Linked DNA regions of Mus musculus: region 2 is linked to region 1. The links are chromatin contacts, found by Hi-C or POLR2A ChIA-PET in ENCODE. All regions are on one chromosome and are shown on one strand. The core of a region is the stretch at or near the end of the contact, and the rest is flanking DNA. Distances in the headings are between cores, read along the strand shown. Region 1 holds the start of Azin2 (antizyme inhibitor 2). Region 2 overlaps Ak2 (adenylate kinase 2).

Region 1 (4,713 bases), core at 1,293-3,792:
GCACAGAGCTTCCAAGCAGAAGGACCTAGACCTCAAGAAAGCAGTGTGAACCCAATTGGTTCACAGGGGTAATGGAGGCCAGGCAGCCTGCTCAGTTGTCACGGGTGGCTCAGGAAAGGTGAGAATCAGAAAATGGCTTTCTCCGACTCCGTGGTCCCACATGGCCTCAGTTGTGAACTTTATTTTGATTAGGTTGTAAAATACGTCTTGGGGAGATACTGAGGTTGGACAGGATGTGCCTTTGTCTTCAGAAAGACTACAGCCCAGCGGGTGTATGGATGTTCACAGCTGATCAAGCTCTCAGCTCCACTAGTCTGAATGAAACTCTGCTTTCATTGTAAACCAAGCTTTCCCATCCACATGACTATTCAATTACCTTTTCCTGCCCCAGAACCGTATTGTTTTCAGGACTACAACCTAATAGAATGTTTTGTGATATCTGGGGGAGGAAGTCCTTTTCTCTCCCCTTTTTGGTGATGGAGATGTGAACCGGGCCCCATACACGTTAAGGCTTTACGAAATGACTTGCTTTTCTCTAAGAACATCTTGGCTGTTCTTCAGGAGATGTTACAGATGGGTTAGTGGCTTTGTTTTGTTTCTTTCTTTCTTAAGACAAGGTCCCCTGTAGCCCAGGCTGGCTCTGAACTCCCCTTGTAGCCAAGGATGACCTTACACTTCCAAGCCTCCTGTCTCCACTCTTACTCCTGAATGCTGTGATTATAGACAATACCAACATATCCTGTTTAGTTGGTGCATGCCAGGATGCTCTCTGTTAACTGAGCTACATTCTCACCCCCAGACATACTTCAAGCAATAATTAAAAGGCAGTTTAATTAAGTGAGACTCTATAGATTTCTACCAAATAAAACTTGGGATATTCTTGGCAAGTCAGTAGCATTTATGAGGTACTTATTATATGCCAAGGGCTCTCCTTTCCTTCTTTATTTTTTAAAAGATTTATGTGTATGAATGTTTCACTTGCATGCATATGTGTACCACATTTGTGCCTGGTGATCAGGGGAGTCAGATGAGGGTGTGGAATTAGGTGGAGTTCCCACGTGGGTTCTAGGAATTGAACCTGGTCCTTCGAAAGAGCAACAAGTGCTCTTAACCTCTGAGCCATCTCTCCAACCCTACCAAGGGTTTTCTTAAAATTTGTAATTTTTTTTCTTGTTTTTTTGAGACAGGATTTCTCTGTGTAGCTCTGGTAGTAGATCTCTGTGTAGAATAGGCTGGCTTCGAACTAAGAGATTTGCTGGGATTAAAGCTATGGGCCACCATGCCTGGCTTAAAACTTGTAAACTCTTTTTTTTTTTTTTTTTTTTTTTCCGAGACAGGGTTTCTCTGTATAGCCCTGGCTGTCCTGGAACTCACTTTGTAGACAAGGCTGACCTCGAACTCAGAAATCCGCCTGCCTCTGCCTCCCAAGTGCTGGGATTAAAGGCGTGCGCCACCACATCCGGCTAAAACTTGCAAACTCTTAACGTAGTATACATAACAGGTACAACAGGGCATTAATCATATGTGTATAACTCAAGGAGCGCGCGCGCGCACACACACACACACACACACACACACACACACACACACCTGTAACCATTACCAAGCACCGGAAAGGTTCCATTCTGTCTCTTCCCAGTCAGCAGCCACATGCGCAGAGACAAGCAGCATTCGGACTTCTACCCGGAGAACTCTTGAATTAGCTTCTGAGCAACACCCTGCGCATGCTAAGCACTCCAAGGAGCCCGGCTCTCAGTCCCTGCCCTTGGAGTGCACAAAGCTGAGATGTTTTATCAGGCAAAAAAAAAAAAAAGGAAAGCAGGTGCGGGTATCTCAGCAACTGATATTAAGGCTCAAGGGAAGGAGGGGAGGGGTCAGACAGAGACAAGGACTGTGAGTCCCATTGCGTTTCGGGGCCAGGGATGGTCCGATAGAGGAAGATATTACACTGGACTCTGATGGATGAACAGGGATTTGTGTATAGAAGAGGAGACATGCTTTGAGTCGAAGCCACATTTCACCAGAGTCTTGTGGATTCTGAGAATGAAGGCATCACCCCGAGCTCGTGAAGCCACAAAAATTCTATTTGAATACATTTTAGCTGGCATTTGAGTTGGGAGTTTAAAATGCCTAGAAGAGGCGATTAAGTAAAAGGTCATATTACAAAATAAGACAGGAGAGGTTTGGGCTCCAAGGGCGGAGCCAGAACTTCACCAGGGGAGGAGCAGGGGGCCATCGACTTCAGCCAGGGACAGAAAAGTTTTCCGGAGTCACTTTTTGAGACGCAGGACGCAGGATCTGCGGCTCAGACCACGTAGACGCCTAGGATTCGAAGGATTTCCCCGCGTGGACCTCCGCGGACATCAGTCAGCCAGCTTGCTTAGCTGCGCAGCTTTGCGGAGCAGCCTCGCAGGGCTGAATGCTTTATGTCCGAATCGACCAATGGGCTGGCGGCACCCGGTTGCCCTGGCTACGGAGCAGGCAGGGGCGGGGCCAGGGCACCGGGGCGGGGCTAGGGCGGGGCTTATATAAGCGAGCGGCGGGCGCAAGGCGGGGCGTGGGGTCGGTGGCTGCTGGGCGCGCGGGGCGCAGGCCGCGGGGCCGGAGCCGGGGGGAGCGAGCGAGCGGAGGCGCCGAGGATCCGATTCACTCGCTGGGGAGACCTATGGGCCGAAGCCGTGTAAATGCGTTTTAAGGCGAGTGCAGGAGATGGCTGGGGGGGAGCCTCGGGGAGCGGGCGTCCTCGGCTTTGGGCGCTGACCCTTCCCCCGGCCCCCCTTGCCTCCTCTCAGCAGGGGCCTCGGCTCCGCAATTGCCACTCCTCCTCGGGGTGTTGCACAAGTTTCGAGGTCACCGGCGACCCCCCCTAGCAGCGCGCCTGGCTCTGGCCCCCGCGAAGGAGGACGGGGCTTGGTAAGGAGGCCTGGGGTTGGGGTGCGGGACCCCCGCCCTGCACTTGAGAGAGCCGTCCCGCGGACAGAACCCACCCGTGGCTCATAGAGCATTCTTAGTGTGTCAGGACCAACCTTTTATAAATGGGGAAACTGACCCAAGGTCATGAAGCAGAGAGCCGACTCGAACTCAAGCTCACGGGTTTTGTTTTTTTTTTTTTTGGCCCTTTAGGTAGGTGTAGTCTGGACTGGAGAAATCCTTCAATTGGAAGGAGACTTCCCCAACTAGGTTTCTCAGATCTGTCCCCACATTTTTTTTCTTCCAATTTCAAATTTCAGAACTGGAAAAGAACTCCAAACCAATCCCATTTAACAGATGGGGGTAATTGAGGCTCTAGCAGACATAACTTCACCATTCCCAGCGAACCTCGGCTTCTCAGGCTTGGGCAAGGGCACAGAACATGACTGGGCAGGGACCGTAGGCCTGGGGAGGTGAGGGATGCAGCCTGTTCCCCAGCGGTTTCCTCCATCTCCCTCTCCCCACAGTGTGTTGCATACTTTCTAAGGCGGTGGCCAAGGCAGCCAGCGGTGCTCCAAGGCAGCGGTTTCCTCCAGCCCCTGGGCTCCTCCTGCTCAGCATGGCTGGCTATCTGAGTGAATCGGACTTTGTGATGGTGGAGGAGGGCTTCAGCACCCGGGATCTGCTGGAGGAGCTCACTCTGGGGGCCTCCCAGGCCACCTCGGTGAGGGGATGGAAATGGGTGTGGGTTGGTTGCCTGTCCTCTTCTCTGTAGGAGACCTCCCATTCTCTCGGTATTGGTATTTGTTTACTTGATATTTACTAGATTGTCCCCTTTATCTCCAATTCTTGGTCCTTGCCCCCACATCTGCCCTCCCTGTGTTTCCTGACTTGAGAAAAGAACAGTATCTCCACCTTCACGGTCTCCCCAGCACTCCAGGTGGGAACTTCGGAGTACCTGCCTTTTGCGCTCTCCCCTTCTACACTCAGGCATACCCAGCTCCAGGAACTTCACGGGAGAACCTCCCTTGTGGTTGGTCCTCTTCTCTCCGAAGCCCCCAGGACCTTCTCCTGTTTCTCCCACCTGCTGCAAGTCTCCGGAACAGAATCCCACAACAGCTCCCCACTGCCCCAGGACCCCCAGCCGCACTTCCGGCTTCATGCTCAGGCTTGCGCTCTGCTCAGTTAGAGCAGAGTCGCTGTGTATGTGAGGTGCTGTTTCACTGGGCCTTTGCTGGGCTTGTCTTCAGGGTTCCCTCCCTCTACGGTTGCCTTTTTCCTGATTTGCTTCTGGCTGGCTCTGTATTCTCTGCCTCCAGGGCCACTCACTTATTCTGTAGAGTCCCATATAGCATTTATTAAAGGGACTTGTAACTACTTAAGGGCGGTTTCTCTCCAGATCCAAGCCCTTTCAAGGTCTTTGGCCTCTGCCTCAATTATTATGTTGGACAACACCGAATGGGTATCCATTAAAAAAAAAAAAAAGAAGTTGCAGGAAGAGGAAAATGAGTCCCAGGAAGGGTTTACCACAGCCTCAACCATGTCTGTGAGGATCAGGCATGGCTTGCAAGTGGGAAGAGCACTTGCATGACATTGGCAGTGGGCTGTACGCCACGGTATCTGCCTTTTGTGGAGCAGATAGCTGTATATATAGGTCTGCTGCTTTAAAAGGACATGCAGAATGCAGCCAGAGCATTAAATGTTATGGGTTAAAACCTATTTTGCATAACACATATATTTTATATATAACTATGTATAACCATACATATATATGTGTATGTATGTATATATGTATTTATAAGT
Region 2 (4,413 bases), core at 181-2,680, 50 kb before region 1:
CCTATCCTTAGCCAAGCACCAAAGCCGCTAGCTTAGTGGTGGGAGGGTGTGGCGTCACAGACTGGCTCTGGTTTTATTGGTTCCCAGAGGTGTGACTCTCCAAGCGCACAAAGGCGCACAAAGTTCTGCTACCTCTCCAAAGGCTTGGAGAGGTAGCAGAACTTACCTTTGCAGGGCTGAGGACAATCCACACAGACCCTCCCACACAGCACACATTCTCTATGCATTAAATTACGGGTTAAGGAAATACAAATAAAGAGAACGGTGTATGCAATCTTAGTGGTTTGGGATTTCTAAGGGACCTTCTGGTAAACAATCCTCAGCCCAGCTCCCGATGCCCAGGAAGGCAAGATTTCCCCAGTGCCTGTCTTCTCTTTCTCTGAACTCCCTTGTCCCTTGCTAGCCACACTGACCCATAGGACATCCGGTGCAGAAGTAGTGAGCCTGTGAGCACACCTGATGACAGGGACCATTTTACTCTCCACCAGGGGGAAGAAAGGCTGGCTAGACATGGCGAAGGAGCTCCTCCTGAAATGTGATGCGCCAAGCCGGTCTTCTAAGGCTGCTCCTTGTCCTGCTCTGGTACTGGTGTACACTGTACATATGAGATCCTAAGAGGTGACACATAATCCTGGTCTTTACAACTGGCAGGGACAGAGAGAGTTCTTGCTGGGAGGACCTTCTTAGTACACAGCTGCACACATCACTGATCATTTCAGCAATGTCACAGGGTCAAACCCATGCTGGAGAGAGCACTTCAACTGGGCCTGTTGTGAACTATTCACCGGTAAAGCAGGCAGCGGGGGTGTCCACTGCAGAACGTCTCAGTGAGGGTGACAGGAATTGAGCAGGTGATGAGGCCTGTGCGGTATTTCCATCTCAGTCTGTCTTTAGCACTCCTGATACAATGAAGTCACTAAGACCAAAGGCAGTACATATAGTCTTTGCTCGGTTTGTCCTTTTTAGCCACGCCATTTCCCAGTTCGGTCTGACAGATATTTTATTCTTAGTTGTACATGACAACCAAGAAAAGCCAAAAAACTTTCAGACATTCATACAGCCAAGAATGCAACAATCTGAAGAAAGCAGACTTGCTGACATCTCAAGGCAACACCAGAGGTGGGGCACAAGGAGCAAGGGTGGGGAGCGGGGCTGGCTCAGTGAGCACAGAACTTCATATGCCAGAGTCACAAGATGCCTGAAGAGCAGTGGTGTTCACTCTGGTTTCGGGAAGAGCAGCCATTTCTGAGAAACCTCACTAGCAGGGCTCTTGTCCAAGAGCAAAAGCTTCTGTCTACACCAGTGGCTGAGGTCCACTCTTGCTCGGAAGTAAACGGATTTCAAACAGGACACACAAAGGCAACCAAGGGTGCTAAACAGCGGCCGCTGGGAAGGTGGCCAGCGATGTGACTTACTCATAGAAGCACACACAGGCTTGCCAGGCTGCAGACTGCTGTCCGTTCCTAATTATCCAGCCCAGCAGGAAGCAGATAGCTGTCTGTATGTTCTGACCCGACGTTTATCTGATGCCTGCTGTGGTAGGCACTGAGCCAGGGGCTGGGTTTTTTTGTTTTTTTTTTTTTTTTTTACAGACTTTAAGGCCATAAGACAGCAACACCAAGGCTCTTTTTCAGATGAGACGGGAACGAAGTATGTGACTGACTAACCACTGGGGTTTGTCATCCACCACAGAGGCCGACAGCTGCAAGGGTGCTTAGGCGTGCACACGTGTACTTCCCAGGACAGCGAGCTAACCATGAGAACCAGCTTTAAAGTCGGGGCCAGAGTTCAACATCTTTTTTTTTTTTTGGTTTTGTAGTCAATCCAGAATTCCTCAAAAAACTCCACAACAGGGATACAAATTTTCAACATATTTTATTGACTCAGGGGCCAAACATGGCAGCATTTGGTCAGTTATGAAAGGCACCTCATTGAGAAATACATCACAGTGTTGTCGGGCAATCCCAGTCCCAGGAGGTGAGGGGGACAATCCTTGGATGACTTAGCTTAAGACATTTTAGCTTTTCCCCCAACCCTTCCCTGTAGAGGACTGAAGCCGGGGCTTTACAGAGCCAGGCACACACACGCCACTGAGCTACACTCCTAGGCCTTGTTCAGTTATCTAAAAGGGTCCCGTGGATGAATGAAGGCAAGGTTTTAAGACTAGGGAGTGCTGAGTGGCTGAAGGCTTTGTCACTAGAGCAAGCAACTCTGAAGTCTTAAGTGTGGGATCTGTTTCCCCTTGCTCCCCACAATTCCAGGAGAGATGGTCTGCTGAGCGGCACCCATAACCTCACACCCCGTCTCTTCCATCCGCGCAGGTCAGTCTTCTCGCTTTATGGAGTGGGGAGCCCCCGGCAGTCAGCAGCCCCCTCCTCTGCACGGGATGCACAGGCCCAGCCTGACTGCTGTGCTCTGGGCCTGGGGATCCATGAGGTTCTTATGTAGAAGCTGAGGTCTCTTAGAGAGCATTAGCTTTGTGGTCCAGAGAAAAGCAGAGGCTGACTGCTTAAAAATAATACCATGTCTCCTTATCTGCACCAATGCACTCCAATCACAGTTTTTTTTTTTTTTTAAATTAATCTTTTCCCTTGCTTATACTTTAAAAATTCTCATCTATGTGTAAAAAAAAAAAACCTTACTAATTATAACACTGCCACTGTTCCAATCTTCTCTCGAGGAGCCCCTCCCCACCTCCCTCACCATCCATCCATCCTTCCTTCCCATGACCACCCTCTTCCCTCTGCCCAGCACCTAAGAGCAGGGATCCCACGGCGGGGAGATGAGCAGGGGTGCGGTCTCGCCTGGCCTTCTGTTACTAGGCTGAAATAGAGAGGAAACAACAAAGAACAAAATGGGTTTTTTAAAAAACAAACAAACAAACAAACATCAGGGAAGACTGGCATGCAACCAGACGCATCAAATCCTGGACATTCTCTGCCAGCTTTCTGAAAGCTCTCAGGCCTGCTGAGGCTACAACTCTGCAGTTAAAGCAAAAACACAATCCTGACCACCACCAGCGAGCAGGTTTTCCAGCTCTTACCTGAAGCCCAAATGTCACATGCCATTTGGTATATGTGCACACATGTGTGTGTGTAATATGTGTGTGTATATATGTGTATATACACATATATACACACACATATGTATATGGACAGGTGGCAAATGCCTGTGCAGAGATCAGTCACATTCAATCAGCAACTGCTCAGGGGCCTGGACTTAGAGGTCAAGCGTTTCCAGCTGCTCTAGGTCAGGAAAAGTCAACTGTGGGATGCAGAGCCACCCCTCCAGAGAAAGTCCCGCACAGAGCCAACCCTCTGCTCCAGAGCAAGTCCTGCCCAGGGCCACCCCTCCAGAGCAAGTCCTGCCCGGAGCCACCCCTCCAGAGAAAGAGCATGCATTCCTGCAGGCCCAGATGACAGTTTTGCTTTCATTCCTCTCCCTGTCCATTCCCAGCAGTCATGTGCTTTCCAGAAGCACACAAGGCCAGACTGGGTTTCGGTTAAGAGCAGACAGAATTAGCTTAAAGCCAGGGAAACAAGGCAGGGCAGTGGCAGCAGACACTTGGAGGCCAAAAGGGAAGCAGAGGGCCACGTACCCAGGAGCTTCCATGTGGAGACAAGCCCTCTGACAGATTCAGACAGTAGGAGAGCTCAGCCAGATGGGGACCAAGCACTTTAGAGTCAGTAGGAGGTTATGCTGCGGCAGGCGGCATTATTTACTGGCCACATCACTGACTTTCTAATGGCTTTTCCAGAGGCTGAAGGCTTTGAGGTCTCGTCACAGCAGCCCACTAATTTATCTGTTACAAAGCAACCAGAGACCAAAAGGCACAGAGCACAGACCATAGGACACTCATAATTATGGGAGCTAAGGTTACAAACAGAAACTTGTAATGGTCATAGGTGGTCTTGTTTTGGGGTATCGCTAGCCATCATAAAATATGGGGTAAAGGGTTAAATTTGAAAGGGATACATCTGATTTGGGTTTTATACCTCGTGTTTAAATAAATTTCTGATGGGAATGAATCCAAAGAGATTATCCCCAGTCACTGTTTGGCTCACCCCTGGAAACAGGCAAACAAAACAAACCTCCCTAAGTGGGTCTATCTGGGGAAACAGTCGTGGCCCTTCTCTGTTACCTAGCTCGACGTTCAGAGACAACCTGCACCCCAAAGGACCTTCTACCTGGCACAATTCTTTGACAACAGCTCACTGTGCAAAGGGAAGTCCCATGTTGTCTGAACTTTACAGCACCGTGATGTGGAACACAGAAACAGTCCAACCTCATCACTCTTCCATGTGGATGTCCTGTCCTAGCAGCCAGTGTCTGGAATGCGTAATGTCTTTTAAATTCCATTTAAGGGGAAAAAATTAATGATCCTATGCACCCACTGACTTGAGGTTTTTTGTT

The links. Hi-C counts contacts between places; a loop is a spot of excess contacts on that map. ChIA-PET counts read pairs that join two places held with the same protein, here RNA polymerase II (POLR2A).
Region 2: POLR2A ChIA-PET joins it to region 1 with 13 read pairs in Patski. The contact joins the enhancer-like site here to the promoter of Azin2 in region 1. A Hi-C loop is called at or near these places in 2 of 37 maps with a recorded cell type or tissue (left cerebral cortex and v-Abl transformed pro-B cells). POLR2A ChIA-PET finds 5 or more read pairs at or near these places in 3 of 5 experiments (Patski and embryonic stem cell).

What each region holds. Positions count from the first base shown.
Region 1 is chr4:128,960,284-128,964,996 of GRCm38, reverse strand. Azin2 (antizyme inhibitor 2) reads left to right here and starts at 2,542. Exons shown (of 11, transcript NM_172875.4): 1 at 2,542-2,696; 2 at 2,793-2,913; 3 at 3,438-3,634. The coding sequence starts at 3,530.
Region 2 is chr4:129,008,973-129,013,385 of GRCm38, reverse strand. It overlaps Ak2 (adenylate kinase 2), which reads right to left. Exons shown (of 7, transcript NM_016895.4): 7 at 1,857-2,823. The coding sequence ends at 2,819. Among named protein-coding and RNA genes, the nearest start is that of Ak2, 18 kb to the right of the region's middle. Within about 2 kb of position 1,430, at least 1 of the 3 ENCODE cell types and tissues checked has a DNase peak (open chromatin) inside an H3K27ac peak, as active enhancers do.